Regions from separate parts of the Homo sapiens genome. Here all the other regions are linked to region 4. Evidence: chromatin contacts called from ENCODE Hi-C or POLR2A ChIA-PET data. All regions are on one chromosome and are shown on one strand. The core of a region is the stretch at or near the end of the contact, and the rest is flanking DNA. Distances in the headings are between cores, read along the strand shown. Region 1 overlaps LANCL2 (LanC like glutathione S-transferase 2). Region 2 overlaps VOPP1 (VOPP1 WW domain binding protein). Region 3 holds the start of VOPP1-DT (VOPP1 divergent transcript). Region 4 holds the start of ZNF713 (zinc finger protein 713).

The links. A loop is a pair of places that touch in the nucleus more often than their neighbours do. ChIA-PET counts read pairs that join two places held with the same protein, here RNA polymerase II (POLR2A). Pooled maps may share reads with other maps.
Region 1: a loop to region 4 is called in a pooled map, with 7 times the contacts of the local background. The contact joins the enhancer-like site here to the promoter of ZNF713 in region 4. A Hi-C loop is called at or near these places in 7 of 50 pooled maps. POLR2A ChIA-PET finds 5 or more read pairs at or near these places in 2 of 52 experiments (CD8-positive, alpha-beta T cell and activated CD4-positive, alpha-beta T cell).
Region 2: a loop to region 4 is called in a map of naive thymus-derived CD4-positive, alpha-beta T cell, with 25 times the contacts of the local background. The contact joins the enhancer-like site here to the promoter of ZNF713 in region 4. A Hi-C loop is called at or near these places in 1 of 168 maps with a recorded cell type or tissue (naive thymus-derived CD4-positive, alpha-beta T cell), 1 of 37 single-sample maps with no recorded cell type and 7 of 50 pooled maps.
Region 3: a loop to region 4 is called in a map of natural killer cell, with 7 times the contacts of the local background. The contact joins the promoter of VOPP1-DT here to the promoter of ZNF713 in region 4. A Hi-C loop is called at or near these places in 7 of 168 maps with a recorded cell type or tissue (CD8-positive, alpha-beta T cell, ascending aorta, gastrocnemius medialis and 3 more), 4 of 37 single-sample maps with no recorded cell type and 20 of 50 pooled maps. POLR2A ChIA-PET finds 5 or more read pairs at or near these places in 2 of 52 experiments (GM10248 and H1).

What each region holds. Positions count from the first base shown.
Region 1 is chr7:55,430,750-55,433,718 of GRCh38, reverse strand. LANCL2 (LanC like glutathione S-transferase 2) reads right to left here. Exons shown (of 9, transcript NM_018697.4): 9 at 1-2,493. The coding sequence ends at 2,399. Among named protein-coding and RNA genes, the nearest start is that of LANCL2, 67 kb to the right of the region's middle. RefSeq lists enhancers at 256-335, 366-415. Within about 2 kb of position 1,663, at least 3 of the 41 ENCODE cell types and tissues checked have a DNase peak (open chromatin) inside an H3K27ac peak, as active enhancers do.
Region 2 is chr7:55,532,907-55,535,880 of GRCh38, reverse strand. All of the region lies in intron 1 of VOPP1 (VOPP1 WW domain binding protein), which reads left to right. Among named protein-coding and RNA genes, the nearest start is that of VOPP1, 38 kb to the left of the region's middle. RefSeq lists enhancers at 795-954, 975-1,584, 1,625-1,684, 2,025-2,094, 2,165-2,284 and 1 more. Within about 2 kb of position 1,465, at least 21 of the 41 ENCODE cell types and tissues checked have a DNase peak (open chromatin) inside an H3K27ac peak, as active enhancers do.
Region 3 is chr7:55,571,458-55,574,521 of GRCh38, reverse strand. VOPP1-DT (VOPP1 divergent transcript) reads right to left here and starts at 1,756. Exons shown (of 17, transcript NR_187585.1): 1 at 1,205-1,756. It overlaps VOPP1 (VOPP1 WW domain binding protein), which reads left to right and starts at 2,020. Exons shown (of 5, transcript NM_030796.5): 1 at 2,020-2,251. The coding sequence starts at 2,198. RefSeq lists enhancers at 88-227, 558-637, 2,967-3,026 and a silencer at 1,787-2,766.
Region 4 is chr7:55,886,015-55,888,873 of GRCh38, reverse strand. It overlaps ZNF713 (zinc finger protein 713), which reads right to left and starts at 1,418. Exons shown (of 7, transcript NM_182633.3): 1 at 1,194-1,418. RefSeq lists a silencer at 1,218-1,267 and an enhancer at 1,388-1,727.

The sequences.
Region 1 (2,969 bases), core at 414-2,913, 460 kb after region 4:
TGGCTTTTACTAACAAAACCAAAGAACCTCAAACACTTTTTGTGGACTTCAAATTCTTTCCTTCAGATTTTAAAATGACATTATGCATGTACATATTTTTAAAATTTAGACACATTTTAGAGAACACAATTGTGAATACAAATCTAAGAAATGAATGAGATGTACTGAAATCTGATTCAAACACTTATCTTAAACTGACTTCTGTCAATCCTCTGTCCTGTGAAGTAAGTCCCGTTTCTCCTTTGCCTGGAGGGACCGAGCTGGAATTACTGTCACATGTTACAGACATGAGGCAGGGGTTAATGCAGAACCACGGAACAGCACCTCTGATGACATCTAGTGGATAAGTAGGAAGGTGTCAACCCAGGTGGCTTTTAAAAAAATCTGTAAATAAAATCTCCTCCTTTATTCCACAGATTTTAATCTTTCCCTCAGTGTGTTAGAAAGACTAATAGTGTTTTTCAAACGTGTGTGGATGGACTCACCTGGGGAGACACCCGCATCCTAGGCCACCTTTGTGGCTGCTCTGCAGACACCTGGCTGCACCCGCTGCCTCCTCGTCTGAGAGGGGCTGCCCTGGAGAGCACCGTGCTGGCTGTGTTGCCTACTGGCTTCCCTTGAGAAATGGGGAGGCAGGACCTCTACTGAGTGCTGTGATGTGTTATGTTTTGATGTGGTGGGTGGGGAGGATGGGAACAATGTTATTTGGATGAGATTGGACATCGTGTGAGGTCTTCAGCAAAGCAGCTACCCTCAGCTCATTGACGACAGCATCCTGCCTGCAGGTGTGGGCTGCTGGACTGCCTGCAAAGCCCATCAACAGGCCCTGGAGGCCAGGTAAAATAGGATCAGGATGATTTCTATTCACAGAAGTCATCAATCTAACATGAAAGAAAATAATGACTCAGGAGCAAGGGTGTCTGCAGCAAACAGACTCTCCAGGCATCGTTTAGAAGCTGAATGTCACACATTTCGGGTGCCAGCCCCACACATAACCACACAAGTAAAAAGGAAGCTTTTCTCCTAAACTGACATTCTTTTTTCTCTTTTCTGAGAGGTGTGGACACTGGGGCTGGGAAATGCTCAGGCCTCCCCCTGCAGACAAGGACTGGGCTGTTAAGAGAGGCCTCTTGTCTTTCATGACACAAGCCTTAGCTCACAAGACGAGAAGTACCTAGTCCCAGACCACCTCTTCCATGATGACAGAAACCCTTCTAAAAACTGAAATCTATGTGATAGAATTAATGAAGGTAGGCTAACCCAAATTACTGCTCACATTTTTTCAAATAAAAGTCACACAAATACCATAATGTTGTTGGTTAGAACATTATGTTTCTCATATCTATAAATAAGGGCTAGTACTTTTTATCACCCAAAAGTAGACAAAAAATAGGAAATGCATTCATTCCAAATTTAGATTTTGATAACTTTCCAAAAGGTTGAAGTAAGTTTAATTGCAGGGACATGAGTCCAGTTGAGTGTCTTTCTGTTAATCTGCAATAACCCATCTGGAACTGTATTTACTTTTCTTAGAACAGTAACTTATAATGTTGATAAACTGAGGTGGAGCCTGTTTTAGTAACATATACCTGGGTAAATGTTCTGGAACTGCCAGTGCTTAGTCACTGCTGCCTACAGTGTGGCCATCAAAGGCTTCTTGGGAAAGCTCCCTTTGGGTCCAGAAGTCTCCCCAACAAAGCTCCAGCTGCCCTGGACTCTACACAAAGCACCTGAAGCCTCTGCTGGGAATGGGGCCCTGACAGAGCTGCAATGCACTCTGAGGCTTCTTTAAAACACGAAGGTGAGTGTAAAATCCAAACGGGAAGCGTTCAGCTGTGCACTCCCAAACCACCCCAGCACGCCCCTGCAGAACTGCTGGTCCTGTCCGTCCTTGGAGTGGTCGCTCCCTCATTCTCATCTGGAAGGTGCCACAGAAAAGGCTGACAATGTATTATCACTAGGATAGACCCTAGATAATCTTTCTGATATACAAGATAGACACCACCTGTTCCCTCATTTGTCAATATGGAAGAAACCCCACTTTATACATTTTATACAGAAAAGTGGACACTGCCATACATTCATGCATGGTCAGCTCTGAGCCCTCAGGAATAGAAGGGCCTTCCATTTAAAACAGCTTACACCTGGAGACAACAAACACCAAGAAACATGCAAACACTACAGAGAATCTGTATGTGAAGAAGTCATATTTTATATTGATGAGGGTGCTGTTAGAAAATGTTGATGGATGGCTTCGGTCACTCATGCTAGTCTAACCAGAGGGGCCTGTGACGGTGTCTGCTTCTCTTTCAGGATTCCCAGTTGTTTCTGTGTCAGGCACTAAGCAATCTGGTGGCTTTTGGTCCAAATGGGTATTTTAGTTGTCTTTTTGCACCTTTTAATCCCTCTTCGAAGAGTCAAGTTCAAATGCTGGAAACCGTGATGTCTCTGGTCCCAGGACATCAGAGAGAAAGTGAATAGCGCCAGCCATGCCTGCAATGTAAAATGAGGAGCCTCTTAGGAATGGCATAAGGGTAGTGTCTATAACAGTGACTTTTAATCATTTCCCTTACCAGGGGCTGCAAGCATGTGGGAAAGGTGCTGAGGACTCTAAAGATGACTTCATTAAAAACCAAAGATATCCTTATATTTAGCACCTGGCAGGTAATATAATAACACCAGTTTTCCTCACTATCTTATATTTAAAAAACTGGTTACTGGGCTTTAATCTTATATCTTGAAACTTTAAGGTGGCATCACAGAATCGCTATGGAAGTTATGGATGCTGCTAATTACGATATTCCTATACACGGAGCTTCCCCTCAGAGCCTGTATATGCTCAAAGTTGCATTTTATATCTTCTTGATATTTGAAGAATGTTATTTTTAACAAACCTCAATTTGGTCAAAATCCCCACCCCAAATCATTGCAGTAATTGAGCAGTGGGTTTTCAACTAGACTCACAGCAG
Region 2 (2,974 bases), core at 216-2,715, 350 kb after region 4:
CTGCCTGCCCAGCCTCTGCACAGAGGGACAGTGCCCCAACTGCATCCTGGGATGGCAGACACAGTGCTGAGCATGTCTGCTGGTTGAGGGCAGCCCACTCCTTCCCATGGTCTCATTAGGACCAAATAAGTTCACGGAAGGGAAGATTCCTTGTAAGCTGAAGTGCTGAGAGTTAAATTTAATCAGAGCCCCAAGGGGGAAAACTAACAACTCACCTTCTGGAAGTCTCGAAAATTTTCATCCAAGTGACACTGAGGCTGAGGCTCCGTTGGTGGAAACTCTGAAGAAGTGTTTTCCAGATGGAAGTGAATAGACCTAGGGTTCTCTAGAGGTGCATGGATGGAAATGGCTGCGGGGCGGGGGACTGGGAGGAGCGGCAGAGACAGGAAGAGCCAATGGCATGTGGGGGCGGCCAGGCCAGAAGGACACTCCCTGGGGTCTGTACTTCACCCTCAGTGAGGCAGCAGGGTTTCCAGGGGGAGCCTGCCCCAGTGCCCTCTGAGCTCACTGAGCTTTGCCCTGATCAGTCAGCCCCACTCTTTTTGCTTGTTTGTGTAATGAAGCCCACTGAAGATAAAATTGCATTCAGAAGAAAGAAAATTATGACCTCAAGGGGAAGCAAAGAGAAACCCACAGTGAATGGGGAGCCCCTGGAGATTTTCTAGCAGGAGTTGGTGTGCTGTGTGCCCTCCTTTCCTATTCTCTATGACAGAGCCCTGCGTAGCCCCCTGAGCTTTGTCAAGGCTGCTGAGAGGTTTAGGGGCAGGTGCAGTGTCAGGAGTCCCCCAGCCAGGCCCTGGCACTAGAGGCCATGCGGCCAGACTTGGATGTGGCAGTGGTCTTGGGGCAGGTGCTGCAGGCTCTACCACTCTTCAACTGTGTCTTCCTGTTCTCCTCTTCTCCCATCAGCAAGCTCACCCCCTGGCTTTTGATGCCAGCCTCCTTTGTGGTGTGGCAGGAATGTCCTGGGAAGAGACAAGGCTTGACCACGTGGATGGAGTGGGAAGACAGGAGGCACTGGGGACAGCATGTGGCTGGGGTGAGCTAGTGGGCGGTGGTACTTTCCCCAAAGTCCAGAGCACTGGGTGGGAGCAGCGCTCAGCTGTAGGGATGTCTGGTGTGAGGTTCTTCTGGGCACCTGGCAGAGATCCCAGGTGGCAACTGGCAGAAGGTCCCCAGCTCAGAGTGGGCCCTGCATGGCGTTGTATGCTGGTGTTCTTTTGTGGGCAGGACACCTGCAAGAGGGCTACAGCTGGAGAAATGGGTGGGGAGGAGTGGCTGTTGACAGCTCCCTGGGCCCAGAGAGAATTGAGTCAGAATTGGGGAAATTGCAGAGCGAGCTCAAAAGCAGAAACCCAGTTGGGGGAAAGTACTGAGCCCAGGGCTCTAAATGACTAATGCAGAAATGATGTTAAGTTTACCTCCAGTCAGAGTGAAACTTTGGGCAGCCCCCGCTCCCTACACGCAGCTGCCCTTCAGGGGAAGTGAGAATTGGCCCAAGCCACAGGTGACCATGACAGGACCTTGCACTAGCTGAGACCCGAGGGTTTAGGAAATTATATGAGAAATGAAGCAAGAGATGATTATCTTTTGACAGCCAAGTCCCCAGATGGAATTTAGATATTTGAACTAGGCCTAAGGAATGTCTGTCTATTAAGTGTCTGTAGAAATTTCTGTCATCTGCTTGCACTTGCTGTTTTACTCTGCTACCATTCTTTTCTCTCTCCATCTCGTAAAAAAAAAAAAAAAGCTACATGAAATGATTTCCTTCACGGATTTTAACAAGCCAGGACACAGTGACAGCTATTAGAAATTATAGCTGACAGGGCTGGGAGACAGCTGTACAGTTTGCTGGTGACCTTGCACAAATGAGTTGTTTTGGGTGGAAAAGCTGTTGCTTATTTACAACACTGAGGCAGAGTTGTTGCTTTTGGATCTGAGTTTTGCCATCCTCCTTCCTGTGGGTGTTTTCACTCATCTACCTCCCTACCCACCCACCACACACTGGGTACGAGAAAAGGTAAGAAGAAAAGACTGGGAGGATCAGAGGATATGAAGGTCAGTCCCCAGACAACATCATCGAAGTTCACCCCATCACTATGTTGATGACTGAGGAGGGAAAGCCAGGTAGGGATTTAGGATTAACCTGAGTGCTGTTCTACATTCAGCCTCCCTTGCTAGTCTCCCTGATGGGGACTTTCCTTTGGTGGGTAGTATGAGGGGTTCTTTGAGTTAGCAGAGTCCCTTCCATCTGAAGAAGCTGAGGCTCAGGGGAGTTTCCAGGCAGTGAGACCCTAGGTCCGGAAGGTTCCCTGATGTGGTGTCCCACATAGCTGCTTCCTCTTTCGTGGTTAAAAGCAGATGGCAGACAGCACAGTCAACCACGGTCATCTCTGAGGCTGACTCAGAGCAGGCAGGTGTTTTTTTGTTTTTGTTTTTTTTTCTTGGCACAGGGAAATCTAAATGAGAGAAGAAATATTTATAAGTGATGGCTCTGGAAGCTGCTTGTGGGTGGACAGTGATGCCCTTCCTGAGTGGGGAAGGCAGGGGCATTTCTGCTGCTGTCCTTGGGCACTGCCTTTCAAGAGCACCACACTGCCCCTTGCATGCACCCACAGACAACACTGAGTGACCGGCCTCCATCCTCACTGGTCTGACCTGGAGGCAGCTGACTGAACCAGCTTTTAGGAGGCACTCATGTGAGTTTGTGTTAAACAGAAATGATTGAGTTGATTGGGTTCAGGAGAGAGACAGAACTGGCATCAAAATCACCTTCCTGGCACATATGTTCTCAGTCCTCCTGGTTTTAGCTTAGGCCTCCACACTGCCAGAGACTCCCTGAAGATTTTCTGATACACAGATGCTGCTTTGGGGCAGCACGTGGAACTGACTCTCTTTCTCCCCAAATTTGCTGTAACAGCTTAGTCCCTTAACATTTATAACCAATCAATTCATGACAAGAAATAGAAAGTCT
Region 3 (3,064 bases), core at 507-3,006, 310 kb after region 4:
GTCCAGTCCTGCCCCAAACAACTCATCAAGAACTTTCTTCTAACCCCAAGTCCAACTTTAACAGTTGTTCTAGTGAATGCAGCTTTATCTTGTAACTTTTTCAGTGGTATCTGATGCCCTTATAATTTGTGCTCAAGGAAACAGCCTGGCTGGTTAGCCTACACCCCATCCTCCAACCATGCCAAGCAACCACCACATCATTCAGGACCAAACAGAGAGCACACAGGAGAGGTATCAGACTGAGGTGAAAGCAGAGTCACAGTTCTAATTTTATTCTTGGAAAAAAACTTGCACAAATTACAGGAAGTCGAGCTCAGCAAAACAATCTTCCAGGCAGAGAGAGATGCAGAAGGGAGGTTATGTCAGACACTAGTAGGTTGCTCACAATGCAACAGAACCACAATTTGCACACGAATACATCGTGGACACAAGTCAAAGTTCCATTTTAACCCATTAATGATGGAAACAGTGGGATGACAAAGGTGCTTCAAAGGAGAATGCAGGCAAGTGACCTACACACACAGTCAAAAGCGGGGAGAAAAGAGAAAGGAAACGCTGGGAATGAAGTGGCTCAATCAGATAGGAAGCTGGTTATGATTCTCACCTTAAGCAGGGGTCATTTGTCTTATACACACACACACACACACACACACACACGTTTTAATGGAGACAGGTTCTTGCTGTGTTGCCCAGGTTGGGGTTGGTGAACTCCTGGGCTCAAGCAATTCTCACACCTCAGCTTCCCAGACTGCTGGGATGATAGGCATGAGCCACCCTGCCTGGCCCATTTGCATTTTTACAGGACGAGATCACTTCTATCCCCACTGGAAAAACATTTGTCTTGCTAACACACAATAAGCTTTCAGCTTAGTTTTCTACAAGTTAACTTTTCCATTAAAAAGAGTTGTAAAATGTCCTCATTGTAAATAGTAAAACTACTAGAGTTCAATGGCGTTTGGCAGGCTTGTCAGATAGGTGCCTTAGCATGACTGAAGGCCATAGGCATTGTTTCTGTCTTACTTGTAAGTTCTGGCTCTGACAGGTATAGTCAGGTGGTGCATGCTCTATATTAATCAAATTAGGCTTTGAAAGCTGGGAAAGAGTTGGGGACTTGCCTCGGGTGACATCTGTTCGTGTGACCCCCTCCTTCCACCTCCTGTACTGCGCAGCTCATGTCCTTTATGACCCTCTGTGATGCACCCACCTCCTGGTCTCCGCACTCAGCATTCTGCATCAGGTGGTTTAAGCGACTCTCCCTCCCTCTAGGCTACGGGAGCAGTTTTCTTGTCCTCCTCTCAGCCTCCAACTCAGGATCTGGTACATCTTACAAGTTTAATAGTGTTTGTTGAATAACCTCATGAAGAAGGTGGGATCTGAGCTGTGTTGTGAAAAAATAGTGTCTGTGAGGACATGGAGGTGGGGTCAGCGGAGGCGAGGACAGCGCGAGCTCCGCACAGTTTTCTGCTGCGGGAGGGTGGCCTGCAAGGCGGGGCCGGTTGCGGTCAAGTTCAAGTAGGGTCAGAGCAGGAGAACACTGGCATAAAAAATAGCCACATCCAAGGAAGCAGTGAGGTGTGGGGACCATCTATTTCGGTGGGCCTTCCCACCCCCAGGCCGGCCTTCCCATCACGCGTGGGTGTGGGGGCACTGCCCCCGCTGCGCGCAGGAACAGCGGGGAGAGCCAGGAGCGGAGCGGCTTCGGGATGCCAGACTGAGCAGTGGGTTCGTCTGCGGCCACCTCTCAGGGAACAAGCTTCCCCCCGCGGAGACTCTGCTTCTTTTAAAAGCCTTCCTGGGTTTAGTCTAGGGCGACAGGACGACCTCCCTTGGGAAGGGAGAGCCTGCCAGTCCCCCTCCCATTCGCCAGGCGGTGCAGCCCCTCCTCCCGCCCGGGGCGCGCGCACCTCAGCGTCGCGGGCCTAGCGCCCAGCAGCCGCGCCCCAGGCCGGGCCTCGGGTTCCGGGAGCCCGCAGGCGCGCGCCCGGCCGGGCGTGTCGGGAGCGCGCGGCGGCCGGGGGCGGAGCGCAGCCAGGGCTGCGCGGCGCGCCCCGGCTCCCGCCCGCTCCCAGCCGGGCCCCCCAGCGGTCGGCGGGACGGCTCCCGGCTGCAGTCTGCCCGCCCGCCCCGCGCGGGGGCCGAGTCGCGAAGCGCGCCTGCGACCCGGCGTCCGGGCGCGCTGGAGAGGACGCGAGGAGCCATGAGGCGCCAGCCTGCGAAGGTGGCGGCGCTGCTGCTCGGGCTGCTCTTGGAGGTAGGGGCCGGGGACCGGGTGCTGCCGGAGGCGCGGCGCCCACCATGCTGGCGGCTGGGGGCGCGCAGTTCCGAGGCGCCCCAGAGGACCTTGCCTGGGAGCGCAGACGGTGGAGCGACGGGGAGCCACAGCCCTGCGCGCCTCCCGGAGCTGGGAGGTGCGGGACCCTGGTGACGGGGAGGCTCCCGCCCCGGTCCGCGCCTTCCGTCGTTCCTTCGGTTTTCGCACCCCGCCCCCACCCTGCGGGTGAGCGCGTTTCCCGCGCCGACCGCCTCCGTTAGCTCGGGGTGACCTTTGTGCACCGTCCGCCCCCTCTCCCCGCCGCAGAGGGCCGAGGATCGGATGGACCCGGGGTTGGGCGGGGGTGGTCCTCGGGCGCGGCGCAGGCGCGGAGAGCCCGGGGCGCCGGGCAGTTTGGGGTTAGGAAAGGATGGGTGCCGAGCCGGGGTGAGGGGAGCGGGCGGAGGGGACTGTGGGGAAGTGTCGCGGGAGTGCCGGGAGTTGTGGAGGTGAGCAGCGGGAGGAGGCGTTCCCGCGTGTGAAAATGAAGTGCAGCCTTTAGGTGCGGGGAGGAAATTCTGCGGAGAGCCTGGCTGGGTGGGGGTGCGGAGCCGAAGCCGGCGGGGAACTTGTTGAGCGGCTTCCGGGTGCGAGCGCCCGTGACCGCATCCCTGGCGGGGACCGCGGCTGCTCCTGGCTGTGAAATTGCATCCTCGGATGGGGCCACATACTTCTCACTAAAGCAGGTTCCTTAAAATGCGAACTAGAGGAATTCTGGGGTGTCCAGTCTGAATCAGGGCTTGTTCAACTTTC
Region 4 (2,859 bases), core at 169-2,668:
GTCTTGCCATGTTTCCCAGGCTGGTCTCGAACTCATGAGCTCAAGTGATCCTCCTGCCTCTGCCTCCCAAAGTGCTGCGATTACAGGACCGCAACCGGCCTAAACATTTTAAATGAAAAAAATCTATGTATGTATGTACGTATATGTATTCAGTGCAGAAACTGTCAGGGCAGTGACAGAATCTAGAAACAGCTGGCCGAACGCCGTGGCTCATGCCTGTAATCCCAGCACTTTGAGAGGCCAAGGCGGGAGGATCACTTGCGCTCAGAGACCAGCCTGGGAAACATGGTGAGACCTGGTCGCTAACAACAACAACAACAACAAAAAGCCGCACGTGGTGGTGCACACCTGTGGTCCCAGCTACTGAGGAGGCTGAGGAAGGAGGAGCTCTTGAGCCCAGGCGTTTGAGGCTGCAGTGTGCCATGATGGTGCCACTGCACTGCAGCCTGGGTGATAAAGTGAGATCCTGTCTCAAAACAAAAACATAAATAAACAGAAACACATCTGAGCATACACACGCCTGCAAAATGTAATAAAAGTGTCACTGCAATTCCGTGGAAAAGTGACTCAACGGATAACAGCAAGGCAATGAGAGAAAAAGGTAATCTCTACCTAACCCCTTACCACAAATATCATACTCAATGAAATACAGATAAAAAGGAGAAAAAGAAAATATTTTAAAAATTCTTTAAACGTATTATAAGAAAATAAAGCCGAACGTTTGCATAATCCTGAGATGAGGAAAAACTTTCCCCCAAAATGACACCTATGGACGCTTGCCCAAAAATAAACTGCAAGTTTTTCTTCAGCCTCAGAGTCATTCCCAGATAGTAGAAGACAATGTGTTTATAATATTGGAACGGGTAAGACCTTCCTATAAAAGACCAAAAATCTGAAAGGGACACGGGGCGGGTGACAGGAATGGGGACAGCGGGGACAGCGGCCGCCCCTCCCGCCACCTGCCGCCTCCCGCCGCCGCCGCCGCCCGCCGCCGCCGCCGCCGCCGCCGCCCGCCGCCCGCCGCCGCCGCCGCCCGCCGCCCGCCGCCCGCCGCCCGCCGCCCGCCGCCCCCCGCCTCCGCCCCCCGCCTCCGCCCCCCGCCTCCGCCCCCCGCCTCCGCCCCCCGCCTCCGCCCCCCGCCTCCGCCCCCCGCCTCCGCCTCCCGCCTCCGCCTCCTCCCGGCGCGCACTCACCTCCGCAGACAAAGGGCGCTTCGGCAGGCTCCGCCCCCTGACGCCGCCGCCGCCGCCGCCGCCGCCGCCGCCGCCGCCGCGGTGGACCCGGGAGGGAGAAGGTGCCGAGGGCCCCGCAGCCTGAGCCAATGACGCCCGGTGACTGGGCTCCTGGGGCCGGTCCAGCCACCGGCGCGCCAGACCTGCTCTGAGGACAGCCTCCCCGCAATGGCGGCGCAAGACGCTGGCCTCAGATCCCCAATACGCATGCGCTGGCGGCGCTCCGAGCCTGCTTCCTTCATCGCAATCCTCATCGCCGGGGCTCCTGACTCCCACCAGCTTTCCCGGGTCTGTTTTTCATCGGGACTATGCGGACCCCGGGGACCGCGGCCTCGAGCCTTCCCAGAATTTTCCGGTCCTAGAGGAACGAGGGGGACGGGCCGAGGACCCGTCCCTTCGTCCCTGCCAATTAGAAGCGTTGGACTGTCCATCTCCATGGTGACGACACAAGCCTTCCTTTCAGTCCTGGAATCACCCCTCCTTCCCATCAATTTCATATTGATGAAACTCAAAATATAATGATGATGATGTTATTGGCCGGGCGCGGTGGCTCACGCGTGTAATCCCAGCACTTTGGGAGCTTGAGGCTGGTGGATCACCTGAGGTCAGGAGTTCGAGACCAGCCTGGCCAATATGGTGAAACCCCCGTCTCTAATAAACGTACAAATATTAGCTGGGCGTGGTGACGGGCGCCTGTAATCCCAGCTATTCCGGAGGCTGAGGCAGGAGAATCGCTTAAATTCGGGACGGGGAGGTTGCAGTGAGCAGAGATCACATCATTGCACTCCAGCCTGGGCAGCAGAGTAAGACTCCATCTCAAAAAAAAATACAATAATGATATCATTATATCATTATATAGTATATGCTACTGATGCGAAGAATGGAATTTTATTTTATTTATTTATTTATTTATTTTTTGAGACGGAGTCTTGCTCTGTGGCCCAGGCTGGAGTGCAGTGGTGAGATCTCCGCTTACTGCAAGCTCCGCCTCCCGGGTTCATGCCATTCTCCTGCCTCAGCCTCCCAAGTAGCTGGGACTACAGGCGGCCACCACCACGCCCAGCTAATTTTTTTTTTATTTTTATTTTTAGTAGAGATGGGGTTTCACCGTGTTAGCCAGGATGGTCTTGATCTCCTGACCTCGTGATCCCCCTGCCTCGGCCTCCCAAAGTGCTGGGTTTACAGGCTTCAGCCATCGCGCCTGGCCAAAGAATGGAATTTTTTTAGGCGTAACATTTTGCTTAATTGGAGTTCGGAGTTAGTTAGTTTTTTTTGTTTTATTTTGTTTTGTTTTTCAGACAGGGCCTTGTTCTGTCACCCAGGCTGGAGGGCAATGGTGCCATCATGGCTCAGTGCAGCTTCAAACTCCTGGGCTCAAGCATCCTCCCGCCTCAGCCTCCCCAGTAGCCAGGATTACAGCAGCCCTGAGCCACTGCGCCCTGCTAATTTTTAAAACTTTTTTGTAGAGATGGGGATCTCACTATGTTGTCCAGGCTGGTCTTGAACTCCTGGGCTCAAGGGATTCTTACTCCTCAGGCCCCCCAAGGTGCTGGGATTACAGGCATCAGCACTGTGCTAGGCCCCAGAGTTAGTGTTCTTCAGCATCAAAATTGTGTACATCTGTTTC